Linked DNA regions of Homo sapiens: region 2 is linked to region 1. A link is a loop called in an ENCODE intact Hi-C map of the cell type or tissue named here. Cell type or tissue: endothelial cell of umbilical vein. All regions are shown on one strand. Links, peaks and the distances in the headings refer to the core of each region. The heading gives the core; the rest is flanking DNA.

The links. Hi-C counts contacts between places; a loop is a spot of excess contacts. Peaks named below come from ENCODE experiments on the same cell type or tissue, not always from the same donor. Only the 100,000 strongest peaks of a DNase experiment are listed, where the experiment ranks them.
Region 2: a loop joins it to region 1, with 2.7 times the contacts of the local background. A loop is called at or near these places in 1 of 110 quality-filtered maps.

The regions. Positions count from the first base shown.
Region 1 is chr5:74,430,602-74,435,983 of GRCh38, forward strand. The region is part of intron 2 of LINC01331 (long intergenic non-protein coding RNA 1331); the gene reads right to left. Among named protein-coding and RNA genes, the nearest start is that of LINC01331, 100 kb to the right of the region's middle. RefSeq lists an enhancer at 3,137-3,226. In endothelial cell of umbilical vein, for the core only: no CTCF peak of the experiment used is centred there; a DNase peak (open chromatin) is centred at 3,020; H3K27ac peaks cover 2,049 bases.
Region 2 is chr5:74,584,328-74,589,709 of GRCh38, forward strand. No RefSeq gene overlaps it. Among named protein-coding and RNA genes, the nearest start is that of LINC01331, 50 kb to the left of the region's middle. In endothelial cell of umbilical vein, for the core only: no CTCF peak of the experiment used is centred there; a DNase peak (open chromatin) is centred at 2,704; H3K27ac peaks cover 2,031 bases.

The sequences.
Region 1 (5,382 bases), core at 177-5,176:
GGAACCTGCTCCTGCCAGCACCCAAAGCATCCAGCCAGATCCTGCACTCGCTTGCTAATGCACTCCCTCCTGCAAAAGGTTGAGCACAGTGGGCCTGGTAAATGGACCACCCCTGTAGCAAGTCCGATGAAGGGGTCAAAAAAAATTCCTGCATCATTAATACTCTCTGCCCTGTGTGGCAAGAGCCCCAGGCTTTCCTCTCCCAGAGCTTTTAACACATGACATTAGCCTTGTCTGTTCACCTCTCAGACTTCCTCAAAAAGTTCCCAGACTGAGAGCTCTTTAAGAGCAGAGATTGCTCCTTTTATGTCTAAATCCTCAGCACTTAGCACAGTCCTTACTAGTAGACACCCAATAAATGTTTGTTGAGTGATTGAAAGTCCAAATCTTTCTATTAAAAGAAAGAAATTAAAAAGAAAAAACGATCACTTTGCTGTCTTCTGGAACAGCTATCTAACCAAACTTCCCAAACCCAGTTGGCACCATGTACAAGCTGATTTCTGTTGCCAGCCTACCCCTGGATCTGCTTTATTGACCTCGATTATTTCCTCATCACTTAGCTAACTGACTGCTCCTCATTCCCCACTCTCCTTTCCCCCTCTGCAGCATCTGATGGCTTTATTTTTAAGTTTTGAGCTGGTCCATTTTCCTCTTCCACCATCTCATCCACCCTCTTTGTCTCAGCAATAATTTGTTTTCTCAGCTCCTCATTTGGTTATTTTCTAAAAGTGCTAGTCACAGCCACTCTCCAAAAGCTCTCAGTAGCTGGCTGATGGACCATTGGTCAATGGAAAGCAGCATCCTTACGCCAGTTTCTGGAAACTAGACAGCAATTAAATGAAGCAATGTGCATAAAGCACTTAGCAGTGCCTTAGACACTTACTGAGTGTTGTCATACCTCCATCCTGGGCAAACTGGCCTTCAAACTGGCCATCCCTCTTCCCATTTATCTTCGCTTGAATTCTGAGCACCACTGCTATAATGACATTCCTAATGCAGAGTGCCAATAAAAAGGAGGGGTTCCCAAATATCCATCCACAGCAAAATGAGAAAGATAAAAACAGTGCAGTGACCTTTCATCACATTACTTATATTCAACTCAAGGCTTTGCTCTTTATTGAGACTATGTACTTCTGCTTTCTGTGTTAAAATGCCCTTTTTATAATGAAACAATGGCAATTTTGTTTTGTTTCTTATTTCAGTATCTTTATTTGGGAAAATAGTTCACAACCATAAATGGCCTACATTTTGTATTTTGGAAACTATATTATCTAGTCTGTTACTCTGGATTTCTACAAGGGACCAAGTAATCCCATTCCTACATTCTTTTCACATTGATAAGAATGAAGAGTTTACTAACACATATAACATTTTAAAAGTAAGATATAGGCAGAGACCCCCCCAAAAAATGTTTATGATAGTAAAGACCTATTTGAGATGTTCACAGCCCTATTTCTTTTATATTTGTTTATTCACACATTTCAATGTCTTAATGGTTATTTGCCGTTAGTTTGCCTTTAGTTTTATAGGCACATGCATACTAATAGTGACTGTCATCAAACACATACACATACACACACACACACACACACACACACACTTTAAAGCAGGCAATTAATCATTTTCTCCCTCAAGACCGTATTTTACAGTCGGAAGCCAATTGTCAGCACATATGCTCCTAAATAAACTGACACACATACCAGCTAATAGATTAATTCGCATGAAGAAGGCGTCGTGGGAAGAAAACCTGTGTTCCCAGATTTCTCAGGCAGGTGCTCTGCCTGTTAACATAAAGATCAGTCCTCCTGGCTCCAACCCCTTAGGCAGTGTGCCCAAAATTACTTATGGTTTCTAACACAGTTGATGCCAATGCAGTTCTGCAATTGAGAGCCTGGTTTACACAACGTATCCTAAGAACAGCTCAGCTCAGGAGCAGCCAGTGTAGACTTTTTGTATGCTGGTGGGGGGGCGTTGGGGAGGAATTGTTTGTTTGTTTTGTCTCACATGTGGCTTTTCTAATAGAAGACAATCATGAAGCAATAATTCATGCCTTAATATTTCTTTGCAGCTATCACCCATTGTTCTTCATAGCCCTCCCATAAGTGGGTGATGTTATGGGTCCTGAGGAAATGGAGACCTATTGGGATGAATTTGTTCAGAAGAGAGAAGGCTTGCACACACGTGTGCATTCTCACAGGCACGCACTCTCTCGCACCACCCTCAGCACTCAGAGCTCTGCTAGTATCCCTTTCCCCTTTCTGACTTTGTATCTCTTAAGCCAGTCTTTTATCCCATGCACTGTGCCTCAGTGGAAAGTTCAGCTTCTCTATAAAACAACTTATTAAGGGAAGGATCACTATAGAGCTTCCTCAGAGCTCCAGAAAAGATAAGCTGACGGTCTGCTTTTCTTTTTCACCAAATCACCCTTCTCAGAGTATTAATGCAAAGAATAGCATGGAGGAGTGGGGAAGGAGGTAGGAGAACATATACATGACACAATTATTAGACTTCCAAAATCCTGTAAAAAAAAAATCTATCAATAGTATTCTGTGTTAGTTTTAGCTTTCTTAAATAAGCATCATCCATGCTCTTTTCCAAACAGGATTCACAAAAATGCTAAATGCATTTGCTGCAGACCAGTTCTGGGTCCTCAATGAAGAGTGGTTGGCAGTCAGGCTAGGGCTGCTCCTGGGAAATGCTGGAAGGGCCGGATGCTCCCCTGAGGAGTCTGTTCCCCCAGATCAGCCTAGAGGTCCAGTAGAATGGTTGCGTCCCAGCAGGATGTGACTCTTTGTTCTACCTATTCCTCTATTGTGACCCTTCAAAAATCCTACCTGTTTTCAAAGACATCATCCTCATTGTTCGTAACCCCCACCACCAACAACAAAAAAGCCAGATTGAGGCACCCGCTGACAAAGCAACTCTCTTGTTCTGGCACCTTAAGAAGGAAATGAGTTTACTTCCCTTCTGTAACTGAAGCAAAGCCTTCCCTCCCCGCTGTGGATATGGTACCACTCTGTAGCACGTTTCCTTCAGAGAGTCAGCTTTTCTGAACAATGACCCAACTGTTTGTACAGTATGGGAAACTATCTCTTGATAGAGTTTGGTGCACACCCTCCTACGAACCCAGACATGCACAAAAGTTCCACATTTCACCACAGGAAGTAAGACTGGTCAGGCTTCAGGCATCATTAATCATTTTGAAGTGATTATTCTTAAAAAGAAAAAAAAAAAAAACAGGGATGCAGCTTGAGTTAAGTCATGCCCAATAAAAATCAGCACTTCTCCTCAAAATTACATTTCTCTACTTCCGTGTGGAAAGTTAAGAGCTCCCTGTACTGACAAGAGCTGGGGTGAAATCGAGAATCTTCGTCTCTTTAATTGGAGCACAGACAAATACTTGGGATCTGACATGGTCAGATGGGGAAGAGGTGGGTGGAGTTTTACTTCCTTTGCCTTTCGGCTCAGAAATACACACATTTAGGAGGAAGATAAAGCAAGAACAATTTGGGATTTTGTTCCGGGAACTTCATTTTCCCCCATTGAAATGCCATTAAACAAAGCTTAGGACAATCCTGCTACGTGCACTCATTTAGCCACGGGAACTATGGAGTGCCCCACCCCCCATCCCCATCACTGAGGCCCTGCAGCCCAGCAGGCAAGGGCCAGAGAACAATTTAATTCCCCAGATAGGCTGCCCCACACAGAGGTTCCTCATCAAGGGAGTAGCACCAGCCCACTCTGCAAATCTGTTCACCCTGCAGGAAACACCTCCTTGTCTGCTTCTTTGAAGTAAAACTGTTTCTCTAGCATGGGAAAAGGGATAAGTAGAAAATGAAATCTCCAACTCTGTCTTTCCTGAAAGATTACATTTCCTGCTATCCTGGTTCAGGAGGAAATTCACTTACATAAAATTAGATTAATTTTCTTTCTGACGTCACCTGGTCTACCAGAAGCATCTTTTGTCCATTGCCTCTTTTTGAAACCTTGGCCATGTCCCCAGTCCTCAGTCATTCCTTAATCAGAACATCTGGTTCTCAAGTCAAGATTAAAAATCATAAAATAAAGGCAGAAAAGAGGCTGCCTCTTCTGTCCTTGTTCCGCATTGCCTCCTTCACCCTAGTCTTGCATAATCACTATGTAGATGCCAGCCCAGAAGGCAGCATCATCTTCACTTCCTTCCTCATCAGCCAACTGCTACATATCCCAGCTAAGCCCTAGTATTTGTTTTAATTTAAAGGGTTAAAGTGGAAAAGAAGAGAATCAACAAACTTTATTTTAGTACTCTAATCTACCTATTTTAAAATGTAATACATGTTATTAAATAGATTTGGGCTTGGGTTGTTTTTTTTTTTCCCAGAGTTTAGTTGCTTAAACTCATTTTGTATCTACCCAAGTGGATCCTTTTAAAAATCTGCTAGGAGTCAGATTGAAAATGACTGACAGAAAGCCTGAGCAGGGTGAGAAATGGGTTCACATGGGATGGTGGCCTGGCATGGGGTTTGGAGCCCAAGCCAGGTAAGTGGGGTATCCACAGGGAGACATAAGCCAGAGTGCAAATGCAGCAAGGAAGGAGCTGGGAGTATGAGGTGTTGGAATCCAGGCAGCTACAATAGAAGAGGAGCTGCAAGGAGTAGGGGGCAGCAACAGAGCTGGGAGATGGGTTACATATAGGAGGATGGATCAGTTAAGTAGATATTTTAGGGATAACAGAAAGGGAGAAAATTAGAATGAACCCTGTGTATTGTTGCATTGGAATTGGATATTGATGTGAATGAATAGTTTTCAATATACATACATAAATATAGAAATAAATATAGTTCTGTCCATGGCTAGGACCTGGGAGCAATGACATCACAGTGGCAATGAGCGCACCTAGTGCCCAGATATTCACAGTATTCTAAATACTCTTCTCCACTAAAGGAAATTCAGGCTACTTAGAGAAACAGCTGATTTCAAACCTGGAAGAAAGTGTAAGATGAGTACAACTTCTCATCATGCCAAAAAGCAAGGAAGATGAGGTAGAAATAAACAAGAGTTTATGTGATGAATTACGTTTATTGATTTGCGTATGTTGAACCAGCCTTTCATCCCAGGGTGAAGCCGACTTGATCGTGGTGGATAAGCTTTTTGATGTGCTGCTGGATTCGGTTTGCCAGAATCTTATTGAGGATTTTCGCATCAATGTTCATCAGGGATATTGGCCTGAAATTTTCTTTTTTTGTTGTGTCTCTGCCATGTTTTGGTATCAGGACAATGCTGGCCTCATAAAATGAGTTTGCAAGGAGTCCCTCTTTTTCTATTATTTGGAATCATTTTAGAAGGAATGATACCCAGCCCCTCTTTGTACCTCTGGTAGAATTTGACTGTGAATCCATCTGG
Region 2 (5,382 bases), core at 177-5,176, 150 kb after region 1:
GATAGGTCTCTCCTCCATTAGGCAACTCCTAAGTTAGGCCAGTTAATCACCAAATCTTATCATCTTGTCCAGGAAAATAAAGTACCCTCAGGGATGAACAACTTGCTTATTCACTGAACATTTCTTAAGCACCACTATATGCCAGATTGTATCAATTTGATACATAATGATCCACTGCCAAAACAACAAATATGTATTATTTCTCACACTTTTGTATACCCAGGTAAAAATCAAGGATTCTGATGAAGGAATAGTGGTGACCCAAAAATGCACCAGAGTGGCTGTTTCTGCATAAAGAGCCTGGAGAAGGCTCTCAAAAGAGAAGCAATTGATGGTGGCTTCAGATATGGGATAGAAGTTCATCAAGCAGCTGGGCACGGTGGCTCACGCCTGTAATCTCAGCATTTTGGGAGGCTGAGACAGACAGATAATTTGAGGTCAGGAGTTCAAGACCAGCCTGACTAACATGGTGAAACCCAGTCTCTACTAAAAATACAAAAATTAGCCAGGGGTGGTGGTGGGTGCCTGTAATCCCAGCTACTCGGGAGGCTGAGGCAGGAGAATCACTTGAACACAGGAGGCAGAAGTTGCAGTGAGCCGAGCGTCTCAAAGAAAAAAAAGAAGTTCATCAGGCAAAAAAAGGAACCAAGGTGATTGAAGAAAAGGAAATAGAAGGTAACATGCAGAGCAATGTGAAACAACAGCATTGATAAATGCCCAGGAAACCAGCATGAGTAGAGCCTAGGGTGAGGTGGGGGCCAACAGGAGATGACAACGGAAAGGTTGTCATCAGATCTTGAAGGATGGTAGGCTATACAGACAAACCTGAACTCTATCCCATCTGCAGTAGGGAACTGGTGAAGGATTTTAAGCAAGGGAGCCAACAAATCTAATTTTGGGGTTTCTGTTTTGTTGTGTGTGTGTGTGTGTGTGTGTGTGTGTGTTTGTTTTTGTTTTTGTTTTGAGATGGGTCTTGCTCCATGACCCAGGCTGGAGTGCAATGGTGCTTTCAGAGCTTACTGCAGTCTCAAACTCCTGGGCTCAAGTTATCCTCCTGCCTGAGTCTCCTGAGTAGTTGGGACTATATGTTATAGGAAAGGGGTCCCAATCCAGACACCAAGAGAGGGTTCTTGAATCTCACACAAGAAAGAATTCAGGATGAATCTGTAGAGTAAAGTGAAAGCAAGTTTATTAGGAAAGTAAAGGATAAAAGAATGACTACTTCTTAGACAGAGCAGCCCTGAGGGCTGCTGGTTGCCCATTTTTATTGTTATTCCTTGATGCTATGCTAAACAAGGGGTGGATTATTCATGCCTCCCCTTTCTAGACCATATAGGGTAACTTCCTGGCGTTGCCGTGGCATTTGTAAACTAACTGTTGTGGTGCTGGTGGGAGTGTAGCAGTGAGGACAACCAGAGGTCACTCTCATCGCCATCTTGGTTTCAGTGGTGTTTGGCCAGCTTCTCTACTGCAACCTGTTTTATCAGCAAGGTCTTTATGATCTGTATTTTGTGCTGACTTCCCATCTCATCCTGTGATTCAGAATGCCTTAACCATCTAGGAATGCAGCCCAGTAGGTCTCAGCCTCATTTTACCCAGCTCCTATTCAAGATTACCCTGGCTGCTCTCAAATTCCTGGCCCCAAATGATCATCCTACCTCGTCTTCCCAAAGTGCTGGGATTACAGGAGTGAACCACTGTGCCTGGCCTAATTTGTTTTTAAAAGGTTGCTCCGGTAATTAACATGGAAAGGCTGGTTTGGAGGTTGGTATACAGAGAAGGTAGGGACTTAGTGAGGAAGATGCCTAGCTCAGGGCAAGCAAGGCAAAGACTGACCAAATTAAGCCAAAGAAATGGAGACAAGGAGACATTTTCGAGAGCTATTTTGAAGTAGACTTGACAATTGGATGCAAAAAGTCAGACAGGGAGAGAGAAAGATAAGGATGACTCCCAGGTTTGGGGCTGGGGTCATGGAAATTAGTCAGGGTAGAAATTGCTGAAAGAGTAGAGCAGGGTCTGAATGAACAGTGATCAATTTGTGGGGCCTCTGGAACATCCTGAAATGGCTGTTCAATAGGTTGTATCAATTGGTTTGGAGCTCAAAAAAAAGTTCTGGGGTGGGGAGGTGGATTTTCTAGCTGTCAGCATATGTACTATTGTAGGGATATTAAAAAGAATAGAGATCTTAACCGTGAATCATCCCAGCTGGCAAAAAAGGAGAAGAAAAAAGTAATTTCTTTTTAAAAAATGAACAATCATTTTCAAATTATTTTCTCTCCCAACAAAGGAATTAGCCAAGGTTTTGTTTCAAGACCAAACAAAAAGGGGAAAGCAATCAGCTTTCTCCATGAATGCAATGGGTAATTCATGAGGCTCTGGAAAATACAGCTGCAGTTTTGCCAATAATTTCTTGTGCCTGTGTAAACAGTACCATATTCTCTGAAGCTTTTCCCCCTTCAAAAAGGTAAACTTTGCATTGCCAATAAGTAGGGGCAGAACAATATAGTCAGCCTCCAAATTCTTTCTGGGTAAGACCATGTTCTTTACAAGAAATTTCGGATATTCAATGAATGGTTACTCCTATCTACCCTGAAGAACTGGGTTAGGAACATATGAGGTACAAGTGACCAAATACAGTTAGCTGTTATTACTTACATAGCTGATGAAGATTGAGGAGGGGAGGGAAGATGGATGCTGGCAACAGATTTCTCACTGTGTCATTTCCCTTCATTGTCTGTCAGAACTGTTTGCTACTGTTTGAAGAGCATTTTGCTACTCACAAAAAAGAAAAACAAAAAAAGTAAGTTTGTCATCAAGTAAATTTGGAGAATGTTGGATACTAGATCCACTCAGAGGATCACAATAGTGAAGGAACTTGTTTACCTTTAAGTCAGTGTTTCCCCCACATTTATTTGGCTAAGGAAATGTCTTTTCATGGAGTTCTTATTAAGGTCTTATGCAACACCAAAATGCATTTTGGGGAACACTGTCTCCAGGGCATTCGGCCACTAAGCTCTGCAGAATGTTACCAGCGCCTCCCACTAGGCACTTCTAGTTGGGCTAACATGGTATTTGTAAAAAGAGGCAGCACATTAACCCTTCCCCACAGACCTGGGGATGGGATCTCAGCTCTAGGCTATCTCTCCCAGTTTAAATTCTGAATTTGAGTGGTCAAAAACAGCTGCCTCCCTTCCCCAAACCTGCTCAGTTTTCCTATTGAAGAGGAAATCTACCATTTCCTGCCCAAGCAGCGCCTCTGGGCCCAGAGGAGGTTTTGGTGGAGTGGACCTTTGACCTGCTGAATTGGGGGTCTGTCTTTGGGATTTTTTTTCCGGGCAGAGGAAAACCTCCTCTTAGAAAAGATTCTTTGTCCTTGAGCAGTGCACCTCTAGGGAAAACCCCAAAATGAACACAGTCAGATTTTTGTAGCCTTATTTTCCATTCTATTCTGTAAGGTCAATAGGAAGTACTTTTTCTTTTTCCTTCCCCCCAACAAAATCCCATTCAGGAAAAGTAAAAATGTTTATGACAGCATATTTCTTTGAGATATTCTATCCTATTTTATATCAGGAAATACAACATCTGCATCTGCTCTTAAGGATTCTCTTTTTATTTCCTCATCACCAAAGATTTTCTTTTTTAGCTAGCATGTCAGACACTATAAATCTGCATGCACTGTAACTTCCGATGATGATGTTGCACCTTTGAAGTAACTCTGTAAGATGAGACCTGTGATGCTGAGGCAAAGTGCTTAGGAAAAATGGGGAGGAGGGAAGGAGGAAGTGAGTGTTGATTGGCATCGAGCTTCACCTATGACAAACAAATAAATAAATAAGCAAATCAACCATTGCATGGACCTCATTAGGAGATTTCTAACAGCTGGAGAAGTAGGCAGAGAGAAGTAGGGGGAGAGAAGTGTGTCAGTGAATCAGAGACTGGGCCTGTGATGGAGGAGAAGGGTGTCATTATATGAATAACTGACTTTTCATTTTCACTCATAACATATAAAATCGTTAGACTGGAACATTCTAATTGGATCACTTCTTGCATAGGTATAGTGGAGGCAGGGAATAATCCTTAATCTTTCTTCTGAGGTCTTTGACTTGTTCATTCAACTTCTCCCATTATCATCCAGCAAGTGCTCAGGCCCAAATGCCTTTTCCCAGGACTGTATGGATAACCCAACCACTGGAGGTGTCCCAGTGGAAGAAGGAAAGTTGACAAGTTATTATGCTCAGGAAGCTCTTTCTCAAGGGTTTATATCAGTTAGGATTGCGTTCAGCTGCAATTAACCAATAAAGTGACTTAAATAAATAGGAAGAAATCTAGAAGGAGGCTGGTTTCTGTTCAGTACCTTGCCAAAGGCAGACTGATGCCTGCAACTTCTATAGCTTTTCCGTTTCAGCGACAAGATGATTATCTCAGCTGTAGACATCACATCTACATTGAATTTTCTCCTTGGGCTTAAGAAGGGGAGGGTAGATCCAGTGTTGCCTTTCCTTTTTATCAGGAAATAAAAATATTTTTCAGAAGCCTCCGGCAAGCTTTGACTTGTAATTCTTTGGCCAAAATCATGTGACGTGGATATGCCTGGCTTAAGGAAGGCTGAAAAAGAGGGTATTGCGCTTTTCCAGCCTGTAAAATGGAGGCAACAAGAAGATTGTGTAGGTCTGATGGCTTGGTCAATAATAAATGTCTGCCACAGAATTATTATTTTGGGATGATCATCCCTGAAATTAGGTCGGGGCCCCATGATGAAATTAGTAAGGCCACATTCTGTACATCACTCACTGCACTCGACCATGTACAGCTGAGCTATGGTGTGAGTGAGTTAATGTTAAGCAATAACTTTAGGCAACAACTTTGTTACCATTTAAAATAAAAGCTTTTAAATTAGTTTAATGGTTTTTTTCAGGACCACTCATGTCTTCCAAAAACCCTCAAGTTTCTTTGGTTTATATCAAAGTCCTATCTAATTTGCTCCCAAGAGGAAACCTACCACAATAGTAAAGTTGTATATTTCCACAGGGATTTTCCCTAAACTGTTAATGAGTTGTGACTTCCTTATATGTACATGCAGACGAGACTGGTGCACCCCAAGCAGGTAGACAGAATTTGAACCAGATGGTTCAAGGAAAGAAAACTGGATTAGCAGATCATTTCAAACACCTCCATGTGTTGACTGAAATCCGTAAGGGGAATGACAAAACATGTACCTTATTTTCTCAACAAACTGTGCACCGCACTGAATGTTAAACATTAAATTGAGAGAGGGGTAGAGCAAACTCTGGTTTTTCTTTCTTTGTCATTAGAACCATAAGCCTAGTTTTGCCTCATTAATGTATCTAGAGAGATTTTAAAAAATAAATAAATAAGCATGGC